Linked DNA regions of Mus musculus: region 2 is linked to region 1. Evidence: chromatin loops called from intact Hi-C (ENCODE). Cell type or tissue: heart. All regions are shown on one strand. Each heading gives the region's core, and the rest is flanking DNA. Links, peaks and the distances in the headings are about the cores only.

The links. A loop is a pair of places that touch in the nucleus more often than their neighbours do. Peaks named below come from ENCODE experiments on the same cell type or tissue, not always from the same donor. Only the 100,000 strongest peaks of a DNase experiment are listed, where the experiment ranks them.
Region 2: a loop joins it to region 1, with 2.5 times the contacts of the local background. A loop is called at or near these places in 1 of 42 quality-filtered maps.

What each region holds. Positions count from the first base shown.
Region 1 is chr5:140,702,310-140,714,466 of GRCm38, reverse strand. Brat1 (BRCA1-associated ATM activator 1) reads right to left here and starts at 9,456. Exons shown (of 14, transcript NM_181066.3): 1 at 9,392-9,456; 2 at 8,371-8,514; 3 at 4,175-4,329; 4 at 2,814-2,961; 5 at 1,590-1,962; 6 at 1,295-1,414; 7 at 83-174. The coding sequence starts at 8,497. It overlaps Iqce (IQ motif containing E), which reads left to right and starts at 12,089. Exons shown (of 23, transcript NM_028833.3): 1 at 12,089-12,157. In heart, for the core only: no CTCF peak of the experiment used is centred there; DNase peaks (open chromatin) are centred at 8,426, 8,766, 9,576 and 11,726; H3K4me3 peaks cover 2,907 bases; H3K27ac peaks cover 3,416 bases.
Region 2 is chr5:140,413,321-140,425,477 of GRCm38, reverse strand. It overlaps Eif3b (eukaryotic translation initiation factor 3, subunit B), which reads right to left and starts at 6,173. Exons shown (of 19, transcript NM_133916.2): 1 at 5,652-6,173; 2 at 24-216. The coding sequence starts at 6,117. In heart, for the core only: a CTCF peak has its summit at 6,737; DNase peaks (open chromatin) are centred at 6,157, 6,467 and 6,737; H3K4me3 peaks cover 3,402 bases; H3K27ac peaks cover 2,651 bases.

The DNA.
Region 1 (12,157 bases), core at 7,949-11,948:
TTAGTTGGGGGAGGTCTGCATGGGACTAGGGTAGCTCACTCTTCTTTGCCTAAGAATGGAGGGTTCCACCCTCCCTGCATACCTGGAGGTCCAGGGGCCTGAGTGGTAGCTTTCAGGATACAGGCCAGTGGCTGTAGGAGGACTCCAAAGGCCTGGGTCCTCAATTCCTGGGGACTGGGGACACAGTACAGGATGAGGGTTATACTCTGGCCACAATCTGAGCATCCTAGAGAGTCTATGGTGGCTCAGTACAAGCGAGGGTGGAGGCTCCTCTGAAACAGCTCCTCTGTAAGCTGCTAGTTAGGAACCAGGTAGGAGGAAGGGACTGACCAAGGCTTGGCCCTGCTATCCTCAGGGGCCCCAGAAAGGCTGGCTACACTCCCTGATCAGACTGACTGGGAATTTCCTGGCTCCTAGGGCAATGCCCAATGCGCTCATGTTGTGTTCAATGACCTGAGGTGTCCCTTTACACGTTACGCGATGGCCCACTCTGATGAACTGAGCACGCTTCCTCCCTGCATCCCACATTCGGCAGCCCACACCTCTGCACACCCCATGGGGTACAGGCTAGGGAGTTCCAGGAGCCTGGCTCAGCCTTATCGGAGGTAAGAGGACAGCTACAGACAGCACAGAAGTTAGCTTTAGCTCTGGGGTACCACAAACTTTTATTTGATATAGCTCTGTCTCTTGCTCAGTGTGGTATGGCCCATGCTGCTTAGGAGGTGGAGGTGGAATTATAAAGTTCAAGGCCAGCTTGACCTGAAGAGTGAGTTCAGGTCAGCCTGGGCAATTCAGTGAAGACTGTCTCAAAATAAGAAGAAAAAGAGAACTGTGGGTATGGCTCTATGACAGAACACCTGCCTAGAATCCCCCAGTGAGGAAATGGAGGACGTGGCTCAGTGGTAGAGCATTTGACTAGCATGTATAAAAAATGCTAAGTTCCATACCAAGTACTGAGGAGGAAAAAGAGAGACAAAGGGGAAGAAAATGGAGGGAGAGAGGGACAGGAGGAGGCAGCCAGTGCTTTAATACCTGTCCATTCCACCTGGCTGCTCTCCCACATGGCTGCCCATCCCACCTGGCTGCCCATCCCACCTGGCTGCCCATCCCACCTGGCTGCCTATCCCACCTGGCTGCTCCTCCCACCTGGCTGCCCATCCCACCTGGCTGCCCATCCCACCTGACTGCTCTCCCACCTGGCTGCCCATCCCACCTGGCCCATTCTCACATTTGGCTCCCGGTTTCCAAAGTTCCCCAACCATTATTATGACACTCTCAGCTCCCCCAATCATACCAGTGCTGAAGTTTCAGGGTCCCCAGGGCTAGAGGCCCAGCTTGTATGGGGCTCAGGCGGCTCAGAGTCTGGGCCAGCATCTCCCACAGGCCACAGGCTGCAAAATTCAACACAGGCGACCTGGAGAAAGAAAAAGCCAGGCCTCCATCAGAGTCTAACTGGACAGCTGCAATTATGCCCAGTCCTGCAGATGCCCTGTCCCAAGGCATCCTTAGGGTCCTCCCCATGAAGCATCAGCTGCTCTGACGCTTCACAGACAACGGTCACTCACCCCGAGTCCCCGCAGCCCCCTGACCTGGCCACACTAAGAAGAAGGTCCATGAGCGCGTGCACGGCTGGAATGGGGTCTCTCTCAAACAGGCGGGCAACAGGGGGACTTAGCCGCTCCCAGAGGACCCCTGTCCAGGGGTTATGGCAGCGCCCGAAGGTCGTAGTCAGGACATTCAAGGCCTGTGTGACCTGGGGGGTGGCTTTGGCATGCAGGGACTCATCCACATGGTTCACAATCTTCTGGGCACACATAGGCCAAGCAGCAGCTTCAGGGACGGGGGACCCTGGGGCTCCACCTTGCATGGACAGAGCCAGGATATGTACTAGGAGCTGGCTGGCTGCTGAGGCGACGAACAGGCTGGGGTCTCCCTGCAAGGAGAAGAGCGTGTCCACAGCACCTGGAGCGGGCAGCAAAAGGTCACACCGGATGAGGAGGCACACAGAGGACACCTATCCATCATACCCTTCGGGCCTTGGAAAGCACCGAGACTCCCCTCTGCTCACAAGGAAACCCAGCATGAGCCTCTAGCATGCTGGCTTTAAAGCCAATGCTTTCTTCTTTTCTCTCTCTTTTTTTTTTTGAGACCGGGTTTCACTGTGTAGCCCTGGTTGTCCTAGAATTTGCTCCAAACCAGGTTAGCCTTGAACTTATATATGTATGTTTGTGTGTGTGTGTGTATCCATCTGCCTCTGCCTCCTAGGTTGCACCAACACCAAGAAATTAAAATTAAAAAAAGACAAAAGCCTGCTGCAGGGAGAGAGGCTTCCCACACCAAGTAAGTTGAGCCGAGGCACTGGAAACAGCTGATTTTTACACACACAGAAATATCCCCTCCCTGCACTGATACCTAACTTTATTTCCACCTAAGCTGGATTTGGAGAAAAAAATAAGCAACATTTGCCTTTGATCCCAGAACCCTGCCTACTTCTGCCTCCCAGGTGTTGGGATTAAAGGCATGTGCCAGCACCGCCTGGGGCCAATGGAGCTTCTAACCAGTTCTATGTTACAGGACAAACTCAAGACTATTTGACAGGACGTAATTGCAGGAGCCATCCCAGACCCTAGGAATCAAAGATACATTTCCCTACAGTCACTGTGCTTATACTGACAAGCCTGGACCACCACCACTTTCTCAGCTGAGAAGACTGGATTCAGAGAGGTTCATGGGCTTCTTGGAGATCCCACAGCACAGGCAGAGAGACAGGAGGCCCTGTTGGTGAGCTGGGACAGGGTATGGGCTATACTCACCACTGTCAGCCAGGAAGTGCAGGGCGCTAGGGTGGTGTGCCAGGTAGCACAGACCCTGGATCCAGCCGCTGCGCACACTTGGGATGCTCCAGGCTGCCCAGCCGGGGGCACCTGACTCCCCAAAGAGCCCCAGCAACAACTCTCCCTGCTAGGAAGCAAAGAAAGCATGAGAAATGCGGAGGGAGCAGGGTTTATTGTTGGCCGTTTTCAGGACGGGAGAGTCATGCTTGGTAGTACATCCTTTAATCCTGGCACTCAGAGGCAGAAGCAGGTGAGTCTCCTTGAATTCTAGATGAGCCAAGAATACATGGTAAGATCTCATCTCAAGAAAGAACACATGGGGCTGGAGCGATGGCTCAGGGCTTAGGAGCACTGACTGCTTCAGTAAAGAAACCTGGCTCAGGTCCCAACACCCACACGGTGGCTCACAACTGTATAAATCCCAGTTCCGGGAGATGTGACGCCCTCTTCTGATCTCCACAAGAACTGCATGGATGTGGTCCAGAGACATACACATAGGCAAAACACCCACAGACGTAAAATAAAAATAAATACCAGGGGGGAAAAAAAAACACCAGATGTGGTGGTGCACTTCTTTAATTCCAGCATCTGGGAGGCAGAGGCAGGCAGATCTATGTGAGTTAGGCCAGCCTGGTCTATATAGCAAGCTCCAGGACAGCCAGGACTACATAGAGAGACACTGTGTCAAAGTAATAGTAATAATAATAAATGAAAGACAACAACAAAACAAAAAACCAAGAGGATGGGTGGAAGTGCCAGTTGGTTTCACACAACTGTTCCCGGACCCCATACCACCGCTCTGCCCTCCTGAGATGGGAAAGAGGTCAGAGGAAGAACACCACATTTCTTTTCTTCCTCCTTTCTTTATAAGATTTTTGTTATTTTAAAGTTCTCTAGTTACACATCTGTGGGTCTATGTCCATGAATGTGGAAGCCAGAGGAGGGCGACAGATGCCCGAGACCTGGAGCTCCCTGACTGTGGCAAGCAGTTGCTTCACCTAGAACACTGTGTTCTTTCCCCCATGCGATCCATGACCGTGCTACAGACAAAGCATCAGGAGTGTCCTAGGGGCCTCACACTGCCCTAGGACAGAGAGAGATACTCAGATGGTGGCCAAGGATCACACAGTGGGTGACAACAGGAAGTCAGCCAGCAACGTCCCTGGCAAATGTTTCTAAGTAGGAGCAATGTGGGATGACAGTGGACTTAAGAATCCTGGTGTGCTGGCCAGCCACAGGAGCAGGGCCAGCCACTGAGATCCAGGCACTGAGATGGCTCCTACTCCAGAAGAGAGGATGGCCGCCCTCTGGGGACAAGCACGTGGGAGACAAAGGCTCACCTGAAGGTACTCAAAACAGTCTTCCTGGGCTGCGAAGACCCCAACAAGGCGCAGAGCAAAGGAGAGGACCCTAGGGCTCACGTCCTGTGGCTTCAGCACATGGGACAGGAGCTCCATTAAGCAGGGATGGTCCTGTAGTAGTTGGAGGCTAGACTCTGTGGAGAAAAGACGTCCAGGAGAACAGTGACCATGGACAGCCTCTCTAGAAGTGGCTCCAACATCCCTTCCCCTTAGGATTAAGGAGTCCAAGAAAGATGGGTATGTACAACAATGGCTCCTAACCTGAACTCATTAAAGAGACCCCAAAGGCATGGTGCGACATGCCTATAATCCCAGCATTTAGAAGGTGGAGGCAGATGGCTCATGAATTCAAGGTTATCCTCAGCCACCTACAAATTCATGGATAACTTGGGTTACAGGTAAGTCTGCCTAAAAAAAAAAAAAAAAAAAAAACAAAGATGGGGCTGGAGAGATGGCTCAGTGGTTAAGAGCACTGACTGCTCTTCTAGAGGTCCTGAGTTCAATTCCCTGCAACCACATGGTGGCTCACAACCATCTGTAATGGGATCTGATGCCCTCTTCTGGTGTGTCTGAAGAGAGATATATGTTCTCTTCTGCTATATGTACTCATATACATTAAATAAGTAAGTCTTTTAAAAAAAGTGCTAGCTGGGCGTGGTGGCGCACTCCTTTAATCACAGCACTCGGGAGGCAGAGGCAGGCGGATTTCTGAGTTCGAGGCCAGCCTGGTCTACAAAGTGAGTTCCGGGACAGCCAGAGCTATACAGAGAAACCCTGTCTCGAAAAACAAAAAACAAAAAAACAAAAAAAAACAAAAAAAAAAAAACAAAAAAAAGAAAAAAAAGTGCTGCCCATGCCGGAAGGAACAGTTTTCACGCTTGACCATTAGATTGGCTTTCACTGCTTACATCTGCTGTGTTCTTGGCAATCTATCCATGTGTTTCTCAGTGGTGTGTAAAAACTTTGCCCTGAGACTGCAAATTCAACTTTACAGTAGATAAAAGATAACAGCTCATAAAGATAAGAACCAGCAAAGAGTTAGGGCTGTAACTCCACACAGAGCCCCTGCCTAGAATCCCCCAGTGAGGGGCTGGGGGTGTGGCTCAGTGGTAGAGCCCCTGCCTAGAATCCCCCAGGAGGGGCTAGGGTGTGGGACGTGGCTCAGCAATAAAATACTTATCTACCTGTAGTATCACCAAAGGAAAGAAGGAGAAAAGAAAGACAGAAAAGTAATAAATAAGGAGCCATTTAAAGACTACACTGCCAAAAAAAAAAAAAAGTTGAATTTGCAGTCTCAGAGTTAGATTTTTACACACCTCTGAGAACCACTTACATGGATAGGTCGCCAAGAACACAGCAGACATGAACAGTGGAAGCCAATCTAACGGACAAACGTAAAAACTGTTCCCTTCAGCATGAGCAACATTTTGGGGTTTTGAGGCAGGCTTGAATTTGTTAGGTAGCTGAGGACGGCCTTGAACTGCTGAGCCTCCTGCCTCTACCTTCTAAATGCAGGGATTATGGGCATGTAGCACCATGCCTAGCTTTTTCTTTTCTTTTCCTTTTTGTTTTTCTAGACAGGGTTTCTCTATGTAGCCCTAGCCTAGGACTCAACTCTGTAGACCAGGCTAGCCTTGAACTCACAGAGATCAGCCTGCCTCTGCCTCCTGAGTGATGAAATTAAAGACATGTGCCACCAGGCCTGGCCCTGGCTTTTTCCTTTTGTTGGGAAAGTAAGGGACAGTTGCTAGGGACTGAACCCAAGGCTTCACCCAGTGAGCTACATCCCATCGCTTCTTTGTTTGTTGTTATTGATTTTGCATTTGTGTTTGTTTGTTTGTTTGTTTTGGAACAAGTTCTTCTAATCCAGGCTAGCCTTGAATTTGCCGTGTAGCTGAGGCTAGCCATGAACTCCTAATCCTCCCACCTTTGCTTCCCAAGTGCTCTGCCATATCTGGCTGCCAGCCCCCCCCCTCTCTCTCTTGCTTTCAAAAGGATCAAGGTTGCCTTGAACTCACTGTGTAGCCGAGACCATAAACTCACAATCCTCCTGCCTCAGTCCCAAGTACCTGGGCTAATAAGCCTGCACCAATAGGCTCAGTTCTATTATGTTGGACATCTTAAAAATTACAGGAAACTGGGAGAGAGGTGGGAACTGCCTGCCAACGGATACCTAGCTACGCTGGGAACAAAAAGTTTACATAATGAGACCATTCACCCCCTAACTTGACTAAAGCCCACTCCACTGGCACACTTCATTTCCTATCCATTCATTTTATATGCATTTTCAAGATAGGATGTCCTTCTGTAACCCAGGTTGACCCTGAACTATGTAGCCCAGGCTGGCCTCAAATTTGTAGCAACCCATCTGTCCTGGCCTCCCAAGTGTTGAGATTGTAGACCTGAGTCACCATGCCCCGCTGAACTGGTAAACTTTGAATGGGTGGACTCTGTGCATGTGAATCATATCTCAATAAAGCCGTTTAAGAATACTTGCAGGACAGATGTAGTGGTACACACACTTAAACATGGCAGACGGAGGCAGAGCCAGGTAGACCTCTGAGTTCAAAGCCAGTCTGGTCTACACAGTAAGTCCAGGCCCAGCCAGGGCTACACAGCTGAACCAAAAAACAAGCTGCCTCCAAAAAACAAGATGGTTCAGTGGGTAACAGTGCCTGTCCTTCAATCACGAGGACCTGAGTTCAAATCCTCAGCACTCATATAAAAGACTGGGCATAGCTGCAAAAGCCTCTAATCCTAACTAGAGAATCCCAAGAGCTTCCTGGGCGGCCCAGTCTCCTGTAATAACAGACCTTGCCTCGAGGCAATAAGGTGGATGGAGACGAATGGCAGAAGATATAATGTCCTCCTGCCCTGCTCTGACCTTCCGAAGTACATGTCTGGGTGTGCATGCAACACACACACACATGCAAGCACACAGACATGTATCACACATATATAAAAACACGAGGCCAGGTATACTAGCATACTCTTTTAATCACAGCACTCAGGAGGCAAAGGCAGGAGGATCTCAGAGTTCAATGGTTCGAAGCCAGTGTGGTCTATAAAGAGAGAAGGACAGTCAAGGATACAAAGAGAAACCATGTCTCAAAAAGCAAAATACACAAATTCAAAACCTAATTACAAAAGTACAAGGCAATAAACCTTGTAGGATTCAACTAACATGTTACCTTTTAATCATTTTAAATTCCATAACTTAGAAAACAGGTGAGACAAAACACAAAAGAAAAGGTAAGGGCTGGGGTTGAAGCTCAGTTGATCAAGGGCTTGCCTGCTATGTAGGAAGCCCTGGCTCTATCCTCAGCATCTAATACAAACAGGGTGTGATGGTATATACCGCACCATCCCAGCATCCAGATCTACACAAGGGAGGACCAGAGGTTCAAGGTCATCCTTGGCTACGTTAGAATATGCTTCAAAAGAAAAGAAAAAGAACAGAATAAGCCAAAGAAGAAATGAAGGAAGGAATTAATGACAAGACAAGGCTAATGGAACCTGTCTGAAGAACATGATCAACCAATCAAACAGGAGAGGTAAAATTTTCATTTGCCCAGGAACTCTCATGCTCAAGGAAAACCAGTATAGCACTTAAAAAAAAAAAAAAAAAAAAAAAAGAGTCGTGTGCGCACTCCTTTAATCCCAGCGCTCAGGAGGCAGACACTGGCAGATCTCTGAGTTCCAGGTCAGCCTGGTCTACAAAGTGATTTCCAGGACAGCCAGAGCTACACAGAGAAACCCTGTTTCAGGAGAAAAAAAAAATGGAAACACATACAACAATGCCAGTGATTAAATTAAGGTCCACCCACACAGAAAGGATGTAACTCTGGCTGGCCTTGAACCCAAATTTAGCGTTGTTAATGTCCTCTTGTCTTGGCTTTTAGATGACAGGTCCCACCACACCCACCCAGAGATCTGACTTCTTCAAGACAAGCCAGATACATAGAAGACAGCAAAACAAGGTAGGTGCGTGCTCTGCAAACTCCTAATGTGAACTGTGGTCGGAGCCAATGGGACTGTCACTACATGACTCCACAGTTCAGGTCAGTCCCTAGTACTCCATCTCCCCTCTCCCTGATCAGCCACAGCCACAGGGCCTCAAGGAAATGAAGTAAAGACACCACGTGGATGGACAATTCTCTAAGCCGTGTCCTCACCTGCCTCTGTCACTGTTTTAAACCAGTCCAGCAGTTTCTCCAAGCAGGTGTCATCTGCCACCAGCTGTCTGGGATCTGCCAAAACAGCACAGAGAGCCGGGAGGAGCCTGGAGCATTCTGGGTCCATGATCAGGCAGGCAGTTCCTACAGAGGAAGGGAGAGGTCAGCCACAGATTTGATACCAACTACCCTAGTTACAGGCAGCCTAACTGGGGGATGGGCCCAGACAACTTCACGTGGACCAGAACTCTTTTTTTTTTTTTCCTGAGACAGAGTTTCTTTGTGTAGCCTTGGCTGTCCTGGAACTCACTCTGTAGACCAGGCTGGCCTCGAACTCAGGAATCCGCCTGCCTCTGCCTCCCAAGTGCTGGGATTAAAGGCAAGCCACCACTGCCCTGTGGACCAGAACTCTTAAGTCCACAAAGATGCTAAGCTCAGTCCAGGGGAACCTGGACAAGAGGATTGAGCCCTAGAAGCTGCTCTGTGGGTGAGGACAGGTTAGTCAGAGCCACAAGGCCTTTGCTGTCAAAGCCTGTTAACTTGGGGGTTTGGTGTTATGGGGTGGGGGTGTAGCTGTCTATTAACCTAGCTGCGAGAACAGTCAGGGGATCAGCCAGGTGCGCAGGAGACTGTTCACCCAGGCACCTGATCCCTAAATCCGTTCCCAACGGTCAAGAGAAACCTGGATGAGACAATCCTCCAAGCCACGGAGGAGTGCGCAGGAAGGTGGGTGTCACAGCCCAAGTCGATAGAGGCTGCAAGTGACAACCCCGCGGCCTCCAACTAAGTGTCTCTTCAAGACAGAAATATGCATCTTGGAGGGCAATGATTTTTGTGCTGTCTGGACCCTGACATGCATCGTCCGTACCTCCCAAATCCGGGTAAGAGGTGCGCTCTCGGCGACTGCGAGTTAGCCTAGGGGTTCTAATCCCGCCCCCGCATCCCTCCGCTACGGGAATTAGGCCCGAGAGTGCAAAATGCACCATTAGACTGCCTGGCCGAAGCTCGAACTCCGCCTTACCAGGATCTCCACCCCGGCCTGCGTGCGCCTCGCCCGCTGAGGTTCCGGTGTCTAAGGCAGGCCCCGCCTTCCCCTCCGCAAATTCCGCTTTACGCTGGCCGAGGCCCCGCCCTCCCCAGGTCCTGCCCCATCTCAGAGTTCGCTTCACGCAACGCGAGCCTGGCCCAACAGCACAGGCCCCGCCCCGCCGCGGGAATTGGCTCCACCTCGCCAGCTTCAAGTCTCACTCCGCCTTCAACGAGGCCCCACCCCTCAGACACCGCCCCTGACGGAAGTTCCTCTCCACGTTGCTATAGGCTCCGCCCCTCAGTGTTGCTCGGGTTTCCGTCTCCACAGGCCCCGCCCTAAGTCTGTACCACGTGACGGACATGGGGAGGGGTGTAAAGAGCGGGGTTGACGCGCTTGGAGACCAGTGATGACCCTGCCGTTCCGATCACCCCTAAGGTTCAAACCCTGTAAACGCGCTCCAGCTGTGTGCAGTTTGGCATTTTCACACTGTATCAATCTCTCGGAATTATCACGTCCCCGCCAGGGCGTTCTATGGTACGTGCCCACGCAGGCAGTGGGCGGAGCGTCCCCAGGCGGGCTCGGTGTGGGCGTGGCTTTCCGCTGGGAGGCAAGGCCTCGCTGGCCTCAGGCCACGTGTCTAGGCTTTTTTTTTTTTCCTTTGGTTTTTCGAGACAGGGTTTCTCTGTACAGCCCTGGCTGTCCTGGAACTCACTTTGTAGACCAGGCTGGCCTCGAACTCAGAAATCCGCCTGCCTCTGCCTCCGGAGTGCTGGGATTAAAGGCGTGCACCACCACACCCGCCTTGTGTCTAGGCTTTTAAGGTCTCCGAATTTTACTGGGTCTTCTAGCCCTTGCTTTCAGCTTTAGCGTTAGGTGTGGGCAGCAGCAGGTGAGTCAGCACAGCCGGTGCTGAAACCCTCGGTTCCCACAGCGGGTAGCGCTAAACTCCGGGGTCTAGAGTGTCAGGACCCTCCAGTCACCAAAGCCTGTATTTCTGTAGCTCTTCACAGCCCCAGTCCTCTATCCCCGCTTGCCTTCTGTCTGCCATCCATTGTTACCAACTCTTCACAACTTCAGCCTGCTCTTCTAATAAAGATTAAAAGTAGGCCATCGGGAACTAGAGAGATGGGTCAGTGGTAAAGAATACCTTTTACTCTTCCAGAGGAACAGAGTTTGGTTCCCAGCCCCGAGGTCTCACACACACACATACACACACACACACACACACACAATCTCTTTTAGGGCATGGTTCCCGAATGCCTAGAGATAGAGTAAGATAATGCTCATCTGCCCTGGAAATCAGACCTGTGAGCTTGGTTGTCTCTATCTTGGTAATGGGAGACCCCAGCATGTTGGGCTTCTGCAGAAAATATCACTGCAGGCTGGAGAGATGGCTCAGCTGTTGAGAGCACTGACTGCTCTTCCTAGAAGTCCTGAGTTCAATTCCCAGCAACCACATGGTGGCTCACAGCCATCTGTAACGGATTCTGGTGTATCTGAAGACAGCTACTGTGTAGTCATACACATTAAATAAATAAACAGGGTTTCACTGTGTAGCTCTGACTGTCCTGGAACTCTATAGACCAGGCTAGCCTCAAACTCAGAAATCTGCCTGCCTCTGCCTCTGCCTCTGCCTCCCAAGTGTTAGGATTAAAGGCATGTTCCACCACTGCCAGGCTAATAAATAAAATCTTAAAAAAAACAAAACCAAAAAACTACTCTGCGTTTACATACTGAGTCTGGGCTGTTATTCTTTGGCAAATCATGGGTCCTTAGACAAGCAAGAAAAAAAAAACCTCCCAGGAGAATCCTTGTATTAAGCTTAATGTTGCAAAGCCACCCAGTTGCAGAGAGCTGTTTACTCAAAAAAATGAATGTGTGCTGGGGAATAGTCCCTTTGCAAGCCTAAGAACAGGAGTCGCCAGAATCCATAAAGGAGATGGGATGGGGGCGGAAGGGGACAAAATAAAAGGAGGGCATAGCGATACACATTTGTAACCCCAGCATTGATGAGGCAGACAGGATCACGCGCGCGCGTGCGCGCGCGTGTACACACACACACACACACACAGAGGCAAATGACATACTGTTTTCATCTATCACTGGCCTGCTGGGCCACCAGGGAAGTGCTCCCTATCTGGCCTGGGTTGGAAAGCCACGGAATCCTGGAGAGTTCAGAGAGGCTTGTGATAGCAAACCGTCAGCTGAGGGTTTAAAGCAGTTGGTGCTGGCCCATGGGCAGTCTTATCCTCATGGCGCCAGACCCCAGGTCTAACAACTAGGGAGTCAGTCACCTTGGCCCCCAACATCTCAGTTTCTTTACAGAAAAAAAACAAACATGTAAATAGGCTGATGTCCCCAATCTCAAATCTTGCGTATCGTTAAGGATGGTGCTTTATGCTCTCTTTTCAACTCAACATGGCGACCCTCGGAACCTCTGCCCACTGGACTACATAGTTGCAGCCAGTGTTTGCCGAAATCCAACCCGGGCTCCTGAAGTTGGATCTGAGAGCATGGCTTCCAGGTAGAAAGTTAGTATTGCCTGCGGGAAGCCAATTAATTCACGCATCCCACGAAACAAAACAAAACAAAACAACAACCAAAAAAAAAAAAAAAAAGCCCACAAGACCACAAGAACGGATTGCGCCGTGCAACCCCGGGAGAGTGCTTGGTAGGCCCCTTGCTCGCGCACACTTTGCGCGTGCACAAGATTCGTCGGGCTCCGGAGGAAGGACCACATCCGGGGCTCTGTGGCCG
Region 2 (12,157 bases), core at 3,820-7,819, 280 kb after region 1:
GCTTCAGCAACTAGCGCGCTCACCCTTTCGTCTTTCCGTCCTCCTCAGGGTAATAGTCATTTATGATTTTCCCAAACTTGGAGAAGATCTTGTGGATGACATTTTTGAGTTTCTCAAGTCGGTCTGGCCCCACCTGAGGGACGTTGTCTACAACAATCACCGAGTCAATCCCGTCCGCTTCCTGAGGCCGATCTTTGAGTACATCACCAAGTAGTTCTGAAGGGGTAAAAGAAATGTCAAGGAGTTTCTATTTAAGCCAAGAAGCACTCATTCATTAGTCAGCAGGCTGCTCATTCCTAAGAGGCATCTACTCCAAGTGCTTTCACATGAACAAAGAAATCAGGACTTGGCTTCTACAAGGAAGGCTGACCCTTGCACTCCTTTTGATGGGAAGTGTTCTCTAAATGTATCCAGTTGTTGCAAACATGTAAGCCCATCACTTTGAAGGTGGAGAAAGATGCTTGTGGCTCTGAGTTCAAAGTCAGCTTGACCCGTCCTTAACCAGATGGGAAGAACCCATTCCTGAAAGTTATCCTCTGACCTCCATAGCCTTGTCCATACTTCACACAAAAACAATAACCTTAAAGATGTAAAATACAAAGGGCCACAGATATAACATAAAGGCAGCACCCCAACCTAAGCACAGGAGTAGCCCTGGGTTCAATCTCCAATACTGCTCTAAGACAAACTTAAAAGAATGGCTAATTGCACAAATCTCTAGCCACTATTACTGTCATTTTTTTTCAATCTTTTCAGGAGTGGTTACACACGTCTGCAACCCCAGCACTTGGGAGGGGAATGCAAGAGGAGCTAGAGTTTAAGGTCATCCTCAAGGCAAGGCCAGCCTCCTACCAGCATTAAGAACAGGTACCACAGTTGATGGCAGTGCCTTTAATCCCAGCACTTGGGAGGCAGAGGCAGGTGAATATGAGTTCAAGGCCATAACCTGGTCTCTACAGAGAAACCATGTTCGGAAAAACCAACTCTCTCTCCTTCAGAGAACCTGAGTTCTGTTTGTTCCCAGTACCCACACTTGGCAGCTCACTGTAACTCCAGTCTTTAACTCCTGTTCAAGGGGACTGAAAAGGAAAGAAACTTCAGCATACAGATGTTGACACATGTCCTTTGTGCCGCTGCATTCTCAGAAGTGAAAGGTGGGCTGGACAGAGGCTGAGTGGGGAAAGTGCTTGCTACCCACAAGCCATGGCCCATGCTTCCAATCCCAGGACTCGGGCAGGCAGACCTCTGTGAATTCAAGGCCAGCCTAGTCTACAAATCGAATTCTAGGACAGCCACGGCCACACAGTAAAGACTCTGTCTCAAAAAGCCACATCTGTGTCCTTCCTCCCAATGCTGTGAGGACAGAACCAAGGGGACCTCAGGGGCTTGCTGCGCAACCCGTCTAGCTGAAATGGTGAGCTCCAGGTTCAATTAGAAACCCTATCTTAGGAGCTAGAGAGATGACTCAGTGGTTAAGTGCATCGACTGCTCTTCTAGAGGACCTGGGTTCAATCCCCAGCATCCACATGGTGGCTCACAAGGTGTAATTCCAAGATCTGACAACCTCACACAGATATACTTACAAATAAAACCCTAATACACATTAAAAACATTTTTTAAAGGGAGAAGGTGGAGTAGGGAGGTCATGGCGCACACCTTTAATCCCTGCACTGGAGGCAGAGGCAGGCAGATCTCTGAGTTGGAGGCCAGCCTGGTCTACAGAGTTCTCCAGAGTGAGTTCCAAAAGGGGTGAAGCTCAGCAGCAGCACACACCTGACACAAACCTCTGGTCCCCATGTGTACACGCACACAGAGAGAAATGTGAGCTGAATGTAAGAACGCCCCCACGCTCCCAGAACCTAAGAAACCAGGACAGAAAGACAGCCATGGCTCAGGCCATCCAGGTCTACACAAGAAGATCCTGCTTAAAACAAGTCGTCATGACTAATGCCTGCAATCACAGCTCAGAAGGCAGAGGTGAGCAGAGAAGTTCAAGGCCAGCCTAGTGAGTTCCTGAACAGCCAGAGAATCACGGCGAGACCTGGTCTCAAAAAGAAAAGATGGAAGGGAGGAGAGGATGGGGAGAAGGTTCAGCGGCTAAGATCACTTGTTATTCTTCCGGGACCAGAGTTCAGTTCCTAGCACCCACATGGTGGTTCACAACCAGTTCCAGACTCCAATCCCCTCTTCTAGCCTCCAAAGGCAAGTGCATACCTGTGCTACACAGACATCCATGTAGGCAAAACACCCATTCATATAAAATAAAAAATAAATAAACAACAGAGCTGGACAGATGGCTCAGCCATTGTAGAGTACTTGTTGCTCTTGCAGAGGACTGAGGCTCAATTGTTGGCTCACAGCTACTGGTAACTCTTAGTTTCAAGGAATCTGATGCCCTCTGTTGGTCTCCACAAATACCAGTCACACACGTAGTTCATAAACATGAATGCAGGCAAATACATACAAAGTAAAATGTAAAAAAAAGGGGGGGGGATACAAATAAATAAATGAGTAATGTATGTTTAAGTATAAAAGGCAATTCTGGGCCAGCAGGAAGGCTCCGTGTGTAGAAGCACTTGTCACACAAGCCTGAGGACCTGAGTTCAATCTCTGGAACCCACTGCGGAAGGAGAAAACCAGCTCCTGAACACTGACTGTCCTGACGGCGACACAAATGCTCAGCACCAACTAACTCACCAAATGACTTTTTTCAGGTCACTGCTGGTGGGCTGGGAGTACGGCTTGGTAGAACCCTTGCATGGCATGCGCCAGCTCCTCGGTTCTACCACACTAGTCCATTGCATTCCGTGCTGGCTAATTTTATGTCAACTTGACACAACGAGAGTTACCTGGGAGAAGGAAACCTCACTTGAGAAAATGCCCCCACCAGACTCGCCTGTAGGCGAGGTTGTGGGTTAACTTCTTGCCTGATGATTGGGATGAGAGAACACAATTCACTGTGGCAGTGCCATCCCAGGCTAGTGTCCCTGGATGTTATAAGAAAGCAGCCTGAGCGAGCCTTAGCAGCACTCCTCTATGGCCTCTGCATCAGCTCCTGCCCTCACTTCCTTGGATGATGGACTGACGTAAGTGGCTTTTGTCACAGCAAAAGAAACTTAATTAAGACACATTTCAAAGATGCCAGAATCAAGAGCAGGCAAGGAGTGAGGAGGTAAGAGGCAGATTTTCAACACAGCCATGCCACACACCTTCACTACAGAAACTCCGGGTTCCTTTAAAAGCCTGCTTACCATACAATTAAACAGCCTGCTAAGCTGGATCTAAACTTAACAAGACACAATAAAGAAAAGCCCAGCTTCCATACAGACTAGACTCCTTCCCAGGAGCTCAAAGTGCTCCTAGCCTGTAACTAACCATCTGCTTCTCCTGAGAAGCGCAGAGCAAAATATCCTCAGAACGCAACACACTGCTTCTTTCCATTTGCTTGGGTTTTTTACACTTTATTGTGACATGTATAAATGTTTTTTGTGTATATGTGTACCACATGATCACTCCTGAGTTACAGAGACTTGTGAGCCATCATGCAGGAGCTGGGAATCAAACCCAGGTGCTCTGGAAGAACAGCAAGTGTTGAGCCATCTCTTCAGCCCCCTTCTATCTGTCTTGTGATATAGGGTCCCAAGTACCTCGGGCTGGCTCTGCACCCTCTATGTAGCAAGGGCTAACCTCAAACCTCTACCTTCCAAGTACTGAACTGCTGGCATGCACAGCACACTAGAGAAAACAACTTGTTCATTATCAGTAACAGAATAGGAGGCATATACTGATGTGAGGATTCCACACTGCTCCTCCTGGTAGAAACCAAAAGGCTGTTTCTCTTCTCACCCTGATGACACTGTGACACCCTGATGCCCAAAGCCAGATGGCCTTAAGAGTTCCAACCATTAAGGGCCAGATTCTCATTACTCTCCCTTTCCCTGCATACACTGGACGGGACCCACTGGGCTCCTAGCAGACTTGTTGAAGGCAGGCTGGCCTTGCAGTCACACCAGCCAGCATCCCCTGACTCCTATAATCCCCAATTCTGGAAATAATATACATACTGGAATCTGTGAATTAAACGGGTTCAAATATTCTTTAAATACTCATCTTGCAGTAGACTGACCCATTTTCTTCCCAGTACTTACAACCAATTCTAATTCAAACTCCAGTTCTAAGAGAGCCATCCAATGGCCTCCATGGGCACTAGACACACGGGCAAAATGATCCTGTGCAAAATTTCAATTAAAAACAAATAAACAAAACAAAACAGACCTTTGAAAAGGGGAAAAGATGCTGGTAGTGCCTATGGGCAAATGGTTTAGCTCAAAAGACGCTTGTTGGGCGAGCAGCAGGACTTGAGGTAAGATCACTCCTGTAGGCTAGCACCCAACTCAAAAAAGCTGGAGGGGCACGGAGCCGCATTCCCAGTGCTAGAAAAGTACAAGGACCTACGTGGCCTGCTGGCCCAGCCAAATGGTGAGGTCCTGTCTGAAACCATGAAGTGACAGGGACAGCCCAGACCCAAAATAGCCAAAGGAACCAAGGATTCAAAAGGAGCTTCAAAGTCAAAGCTTAGGCTCTAACATGGGGAAAACAGGTACATTAGCAAGCACTGGAGTCGGGCGAGAGTGGGAACCCAGAAACCTGCTCTACCCAGATAAACGTCCTCAAGGCTGGAGCCTATAGATTCCTCACATTAGTTTATCGGCTTCTCACTCTTAGCCATCTTTCAAGAAATAAGCCAGGCATGGTGACTCACATCTCAAATCCTGGCAATCTGAAAGTGGAGGCAGAAGGATGGGGATCAAAGACAGCTTCAGCTTCATAAAGAGCTGGCCAGCCTGGACCATGCCAGACCCTGTTTCACAACAAAACAAAACAACCCCCACAAACATACAAAAGGATTAAGTCAAACAATGGTGACATCAAATGACGACCTCTTGAAATATTGTAAGTTCTAAGTTGACAACTATATTGGGGCGCTGAATTTTCATGGTAGTTCAAAAGCAATTGTTTGGGAGTACATGTCTGTAGGACCAGCACCGTGAAAACTGAGAAGAACCAAGAGTTCAATTTCAGCCTGAACTACATAGAGAGGCCCTGTCTCGTTTAAAAAAAAAAAAAAAAAAGTGGTGTTCTTAGGCCCTTTGGCCCTTGGTATTAGCCACACCAACACATGAAGGAACTGGCTCAAGTGAAGTTGAAACGGCAGAGGAACACATGCTATCAACTGTCAAAAAAGATTTTAGGAATCTGGCTCCTGTGCAGGTAGACAGAAACAATGCCTTTAAAAAGCCAGTCACCATAGAAGAAATCATGAAGTAAGCGGCCAAACGAACAATGTGAAAAAGCAATGGTCCAGGGTACCGACCTAGTAAAAGGAAGCAGGTTGGTAATGTGCTTGGGTCCGATGGCAATGCCTTACTACGGAAACCATTGGGAACACAGCAACTGGTCAACCCTGGAAACCCTTGGCCAGGAAACTGGAATGCCCCCAGATAGTCCTGTTCGTCCTGCCCTCCACCAACCCCCAGGTGCAAGGGCTTGCCGCAGAAACGGACTCCCCAAATGGTCCCCCACTGTAGAGGAAACAAGATCGTTGTAACCGGGAGACCTCGCGCCCTGGCCGGGGACACGATCGCCCTTACCTTCCTCGCTCACGTCGTCTACGAAATCCTCGGGGTCGCTGAAGGAGGGCTCATCTGCCTCTCCGTTCTCCAGAGCCCGCGGCTCCGCCTCAGCCGCGCTCCCATCAGACCCGCCCTCCTCCTCCGCTCCAGCCGAGGGGTGCCCCCGGGCCTGCTCGCCAACGGCCTCTGCCTTCCCGGGAGCAGAGGGCTCCTGCGACGGGGACCGCTCCGCCGACTGCGGCGTGGGCGAGGCGGCCGGACTCGTCGCCGTTTCCTCTTCGGATTGGGCCGCCGGCTTGGCCCTCACTTCGGGCTCCGGTCCGGCCTCGGCGTCTTCTTCGGCGTCTTCCGTCTGCCCCACTTCGGACCCCCCAGACCCTGCCGCCTCGTCCGTCGGCGGCGACTCGGAGGCCGGCTGCTGCCTCGCGGGCTCAGCCCGCTCCTCGGCCGCCTCGGGCACCGCCACGTTCTCAGCGTCCTGCATGGGCCCGCGCTGCTTCTCACCCGGCTCGGCCGCCCTGCTTCCGACTCCCAGAAGTCACCGCGCGCCGCTAGCGCGGAGCCATGTGCGTGCAGCGATGGGATCGTACCAAGATGTGGCTCGGGGGAGACACCCACGCCCTCATTCCTCACGATCAGCCCGAGAAAACTCAGATATGCATAAAAATCTAGAAACAATTAAAATAATAAGTTTCAAGATATGCAAGTTTATTTATAGCCCAAAAGGTTTTTTAAGGTAGCAAATAAATTCACAAGGATATGTGGCTCCCCCATTCTAGCTAAGAAATAGTTGCGTCCAAGATGGTAGAAGTTCCTTTGCCTCTCCCAGCGGGCGCTACGGGGAAGGACTGTACTATCTGGGGAGCATCAAGTGGATTCTCAAATGATTAACACGCGTAACTGTATGAAGACAAAATATGTGACCATAAAATAATGCCAAGACAACTGAAAGCTCCACACATGATTCTTTGTAAGCTTTGCTTTTAATCAGACAGACTGCTTGACTGACATGACTGGCTTCGCTCCCCCGTAAGGTCTTGCATTTTAGACCGGTCCACTGACGGGGCAAAAGAACGAAGGGTTCCAAAATTACGCGAGGAGCTCGCCGACAACCAGGGGCCGCCAACACACACAAGAATGACTGCCCGCACAATGCAGAGTCGTGTGATGAGCGGCTTTAATCTCAATGGCCATCCTCACTGCAGCGGCTCGCAATTTAGCGTTGGCCCCAGACGTGAAAGTCACTGTGATTCTGTCTGCCGGTGACTGCGGTCTTCACGCGCGGGAGAGCGCGATCACGTGGGCCAGCGTGGGGTGGACGGGACGGAACCTTCGTGGAGTGACCAGGGGGACCCCAAGAGTGGTTTGCTTGAAAAGATAGTCAAGATTTTTGATACTTCCAGTTCAAAGTTTCGAAAATCTTAATAAGAACTAGTTGAGGGGACTAAGAGCTTAAGAACACAAGTTTCGCTCTCAGTACCCATATGGTAGTTTACAACCATCTCTTAACTCGAATTTTTTTTTATGCGTATCAGTGTTCTGCCAGCAAGTCTGTCTGTGCACCGTGTACAAGCGGAGGCCGAAAGAAGGCATCGTATCACGCGCAGGACTTAGAGTAGACAATTATGAACCGCATGTCGTTGCTGGCAATAGAACCCAGGCTCTCTAGAAGAGCAGGCAATGCTCTGAACTGTTGAGCCTAATTTAAAAGACAAAACAACAACAAAAACAGTTGAGTCACCTCTCTGGTCCCAGATCATTCCTAAGAAAAAACAAACAAAACTTTCCTTTTTTTTTTTTTTTAAAGGACCTGTTAGTTGACCAGGAAGCATAGACTTGGAATCCCAGCACTGGGGAGACTGAGGCAGAAAGATCATGCCAGCCTGTGCGATATAAAGACTAAACCACAAAACATGTGAACACGGGCTGATGGATAAGTTAGTACTGGGCTGGCTGAGGTTTTTTTTTTTTTTAAGATTTATTTATTTATTTATTTACTACATGTAAGTACACTGTAGCTGTCTTCAGACCCTCCAGAAGAGGGGTCAGATTTCATTACAGATGGCTGTGAGCCACCATGTGGTTGCTGGGATTTGAACTTCAGACCTTCGGAAGAGCAGTCGGGTGCTCTTACCCACTGAGCCATCTCACCAGCCCCTGGCTGAGTATTTATGATCTACTCAGAAGTATTTATGATCTACTCATCATTTCTTGCTGTTAATCCTGACAATTGAGTTCTATCCTGCAAACTCATATTGTAGACGGAGAGAACTGACTGGGGCCAGGGGCGCTGATGTGCTAGGTACCCACTAAGTAAATTAATTTACTTTTTTTGTTTGTTTGTTTTGTTTTAAGAGACAGGGTTTCTCTGTGTAGCCCTAGCTGTCCTGGAACTCACTTTGTAGACCAGGCTGGCCTCGAACTCGCCTGCCTCTGCCTCCCGAGTGCTAAGATTAAAGGCATGCACCAGCCTGGCTAAAGGATACTTAGTTTTTAATTAGTGTCTCTTCTAGGACTGGCAGGCCCAGACCTTTGAGAGCCCAAAGCCCCAGTGTCTGGATTCGATCCAAATCTTGAGAAAGGCTTATGGCTCCGGGTTCTAGAAGCCAGAGACTTATCATGGCTGTAGGTGCTGGGGAAACAGACTTTCTTCTCTAGGTTAGGTTGCCAGGAGCCCCACACAAAGCATCCACTGTAACCCTCCACCAAGTACTTTTATGGCTCTCAAGCCCTGAGTGTTGAGACCCATGGCTCCTCAAAGATAGTGCTCTCCCATTCTCTTTCTCACTTTCTCTGTCTCTCCTTGAGACAGAGTTTCCCTGTGTAGCTATGGCTGTCCTAGTACTCATTCTGTAGACCTGGCTGACCTCAGATCCCCCTACCTCTACCCTAGTTCTGGATTAAAGGCATGCACCACCATTGCCTGTCTAGCATCACTCTCTAGCTTCAGGTAGGCCTCTGCTTAAGAGTCCCAGCTCTTGAATAGCAGAACTCATAACCCTGCAAGCCTGTCCAGGCCCAAGGATAGTTTTGCGTGTAGCCCAGCCTAAACTCGTGTACTTACTCAAAAATAGTTTTGCAATTTTATTTTAAACTCCACTGCATAGTTCTCAGGCGTGAAGTCTGGATGTCAAAGGGTTGGATGCACCTCTTCTCAGAGCTTGGCAGCTCTCTGGAACTCTTCCAGTCACCAAGCCACGGCTTTCATCTTCAGCTCTTCAAAGCCTTGCCTGTAACGTCTCTATGGTTTTTCCTCCATACCTCTGCTTCCCGAGAACTGTCCCCGGCAGCTCTTCACCTGCATTCAAGTTGCCACTGTCCTGTCAGAGCTCCACTCTGTCCTCTTGTATTACCGGCTGGGCTGCTGAGGTTCCTGCTTTGTTAAGACAAGCTGCTTAGGCTAGAGATATGGCTCAGCGGTTAAGAACACTGACTGCTCTTCCAGAGGTCCTGAGTTCAAATCCCAGAAACCACATGATTGCTCACAACCATCTGTAATGAGATCTGATATATAATAAATAAATTGGCCAGGGGGGGGTGGGAGGTGGGGGGCAGGGGGAAGCCAGGCTGCTTGAAACAGTCCTAGCTGAATGAATGGTACGTTCTGAAGCCAGAGTTGTGCTTGGGTAGCAAGCAGGACCTCCTTCTAACTACATCGCTGGCAGCCTGCTAAGTTCCACTAAAATCTACTAAGCTCTATATAGAGAACTCAACAGTAAAGAACACTTGATGCTTAATCCTGAGAACCAGAAATGAGATCCCAATGGACACAAAGAGGGTGACAAACACCTGTAACCTCATCTCCAAAGCATCCTTCCTCTGGCCTCTGAGACCACCCACCCACAGATAGATACCACACATGCATAAATAAATCTTTCTTGTTTGTTTTTAATATTTTTGTCATGTTCAGTTTTGCTTTTGTGCTTGTTTATTTGTTTTGGGGGTTGGGTTGGGTTGGGTTTGGGTTGGTTTTGTAGCCCTCGCTGTCCTGGAGCTTGCTCTGGCTTTGAACTTGCAGAGACCCACCATTCTCTGCCTCTCAAGTGTTGGGATTAAAGGCATGCACCGCCACCACCCAGCCTATAAATAAATACTTTGTAAAACCACATTAAAATCACTGCTGGAGTTAGCAATCAGCTAGGGGGAGGTATGAAGGGGTGAAAGGATGCTCATGTATGAGCTGGTGTGGAGGGCTCAGGTGGGGCACATGCATGTGTGTGTGCACACATGGATGTATAGGTCAGAGGACAACCTCAGGTGTTGTTCCTTGGCTCCTCCCCTGGTCTGGAAACCTGTAAGGTAGGCTAACTGTCAAACGCCCTTCCAGGGATTTCCTTCCTAGCTTCTCTTCTCTGGCACCACAGGCTCACACCGTGGTGTCTGGCTCTTTGAGTCAATTCATGCTCTCTCATGTGCAAGGTTTCACTGTTTTACCAACTAAGCTGTACATACTCCAGCCCTTACTTGATGTTGTTGGTTTGGTTTTTTTTGTTTGTTTTGCTTTTTTTTTTTTTTTTTTTTGGTTGGTTGGTTTTGGTTTCTTTTGTAGCCCAGTTTGGATTTGAACTTACAATATAACTGAGGATAACCTTAAACTCTTTTTTTTTTTTTAAGATTTATTTTATTTATATGAGTACACTGTAGCTGTTTCCATACACACCAGAAGAGGGCATCAGATCCATTTACAAATGGTTGTGAGCCACCATGTGGTTGCTGGGAATTGAACTCAGGACCTTTGGAAGAGCAGTCAGTGAGTTCTCTTAACCACTGAGCCAATCTCTCCAGCCCTAAATAAACGCTTGATCCTCCTGCCTCCATCTCTCAGGTGCTAGGACTTTGGGGGGGGGGGCAGCTGATGGTAAGTTCTTTAGCCTTGTGTCCTAAGTGTTCCTGTTCATTCTCCTGTGAATAAACAAAGACAATGGGATACAGGCACACATACACACATACGCACATGCACACACACACACGCACACACACACTGCTTCGGAAGACCCAGCAGCTTTGGCCAGAACTGTTTCAAACATCCTGCTTTAGATCTTTTGCTATCACTAGCTTCAAGGAACTGGAAAGACCCTGCAACCTTCTCCACGAAGGCCAGAGGAGGCACTCCTCCCCTGAGAATCTAACAAAAGGATTGCTGATGCTGGTACTAAAGAGGCACAGCTATGACTGGTAAAAACACAAGCTCTCATTTGCAAGAGAACTTTGCTATGATTAATGCAAATTATCCCTCTCTGGTTATATGTGTGGGCTGCTGGGTTCACTTGGGGAGTCAGCAAAGGGATTGTGTTGCTTGGTATTACAGCTTTCGTCCTCATAAGAGTCTTTCTCTTGGTCATAGGACTTAAAGATGATATGGGTTTTGCATGCTGGCTTCCTTCCTATGATCTTGTGACTTCCTCGGTCTTCCTTGCACAATGAGCTGGCAACAGGAGTGGTAGAATAAGGGGCTGGAGAGATGGCTCAGTGATTAAGAGTGGGCTCTACTCTCACAGAGGACCACCCTCTTCTGACTCCCCTGGCACCGGGCACACACATGGTGCACAGACATGCATGCAGGCTAAACCTTCAACAGACATAAAGTAAAATAAATCTAAAAAAAATTTTTTTTTAATTCTCTATGTCTGCCAGGCATGGTGGCACACACCTTTAATCCCCAGCAGTCAGGAGACAGAGGCAGGTGGATCTCTGTGAGTTTGAGGCCAGTCTGGTTTACAAACAGCAAAGCAAGTTCCAGAACTACCAAGGCTGTTACACAGGGAAAACCCTGTCTCAAAACAAAAACAGTGATGTGGATCTGTGCACATGAATGCAGGTGCCAGTAATGAAGAGGGGCAGATCCTTGCCGGAACTGAAGTCACAGGTGGTTGTGAGCCACCCAATATGGGTACTGAGAACCAAACTTGGGTCCCCTAAGAAAGTAATATATGCCTTTAGCCATTGATCCCCTCCTTTCAAGCTCTTGTTTTATTTTATTTTGTATTGTATGTGCCTGGGTCTCTATGTGTATGTGTGTGTGTGTCACATGTGTGCAGGCGCCCGAGGAGATGCCAGGAGAAAGCGTTGGGTCTCCTGGTGCTGGGGTAACAGGTGGTTGTAAGTCACATGACATGGGTGCTGGGAACTGAATCAGATTCTCTGCAAGAGCAACTAATGCTCTTAATGCTGAGCCATCTCTCCAGCCCCTTATTCATTTATTTATATTCATTTTACTTGTATGTATGTGTACATGTACGTACAGGAGTCGTCAGAGTCCATTTATTTCTATTAGTTGTAGTTGTATATGTGTCGGCACAACTCTGAGTCCAGGCCTCCAGAGTGCATTCGATCCTCTGGAAGCTGGGACTAGAGGCAGTTGTGAGCCATCCAGTGTGAGTGTTAGGAACCAAACCTAGGTCCTCCACAAGAACAGTGTGCTCTCTCAACTACCGAGCTAGCCTTAGCCCCAAGAAGAAACTTTTTTAAAAAATTATTTAATGTGTGTGTTTTTTTAATGCAGGAGTGTGCTGTCTTCATGTACA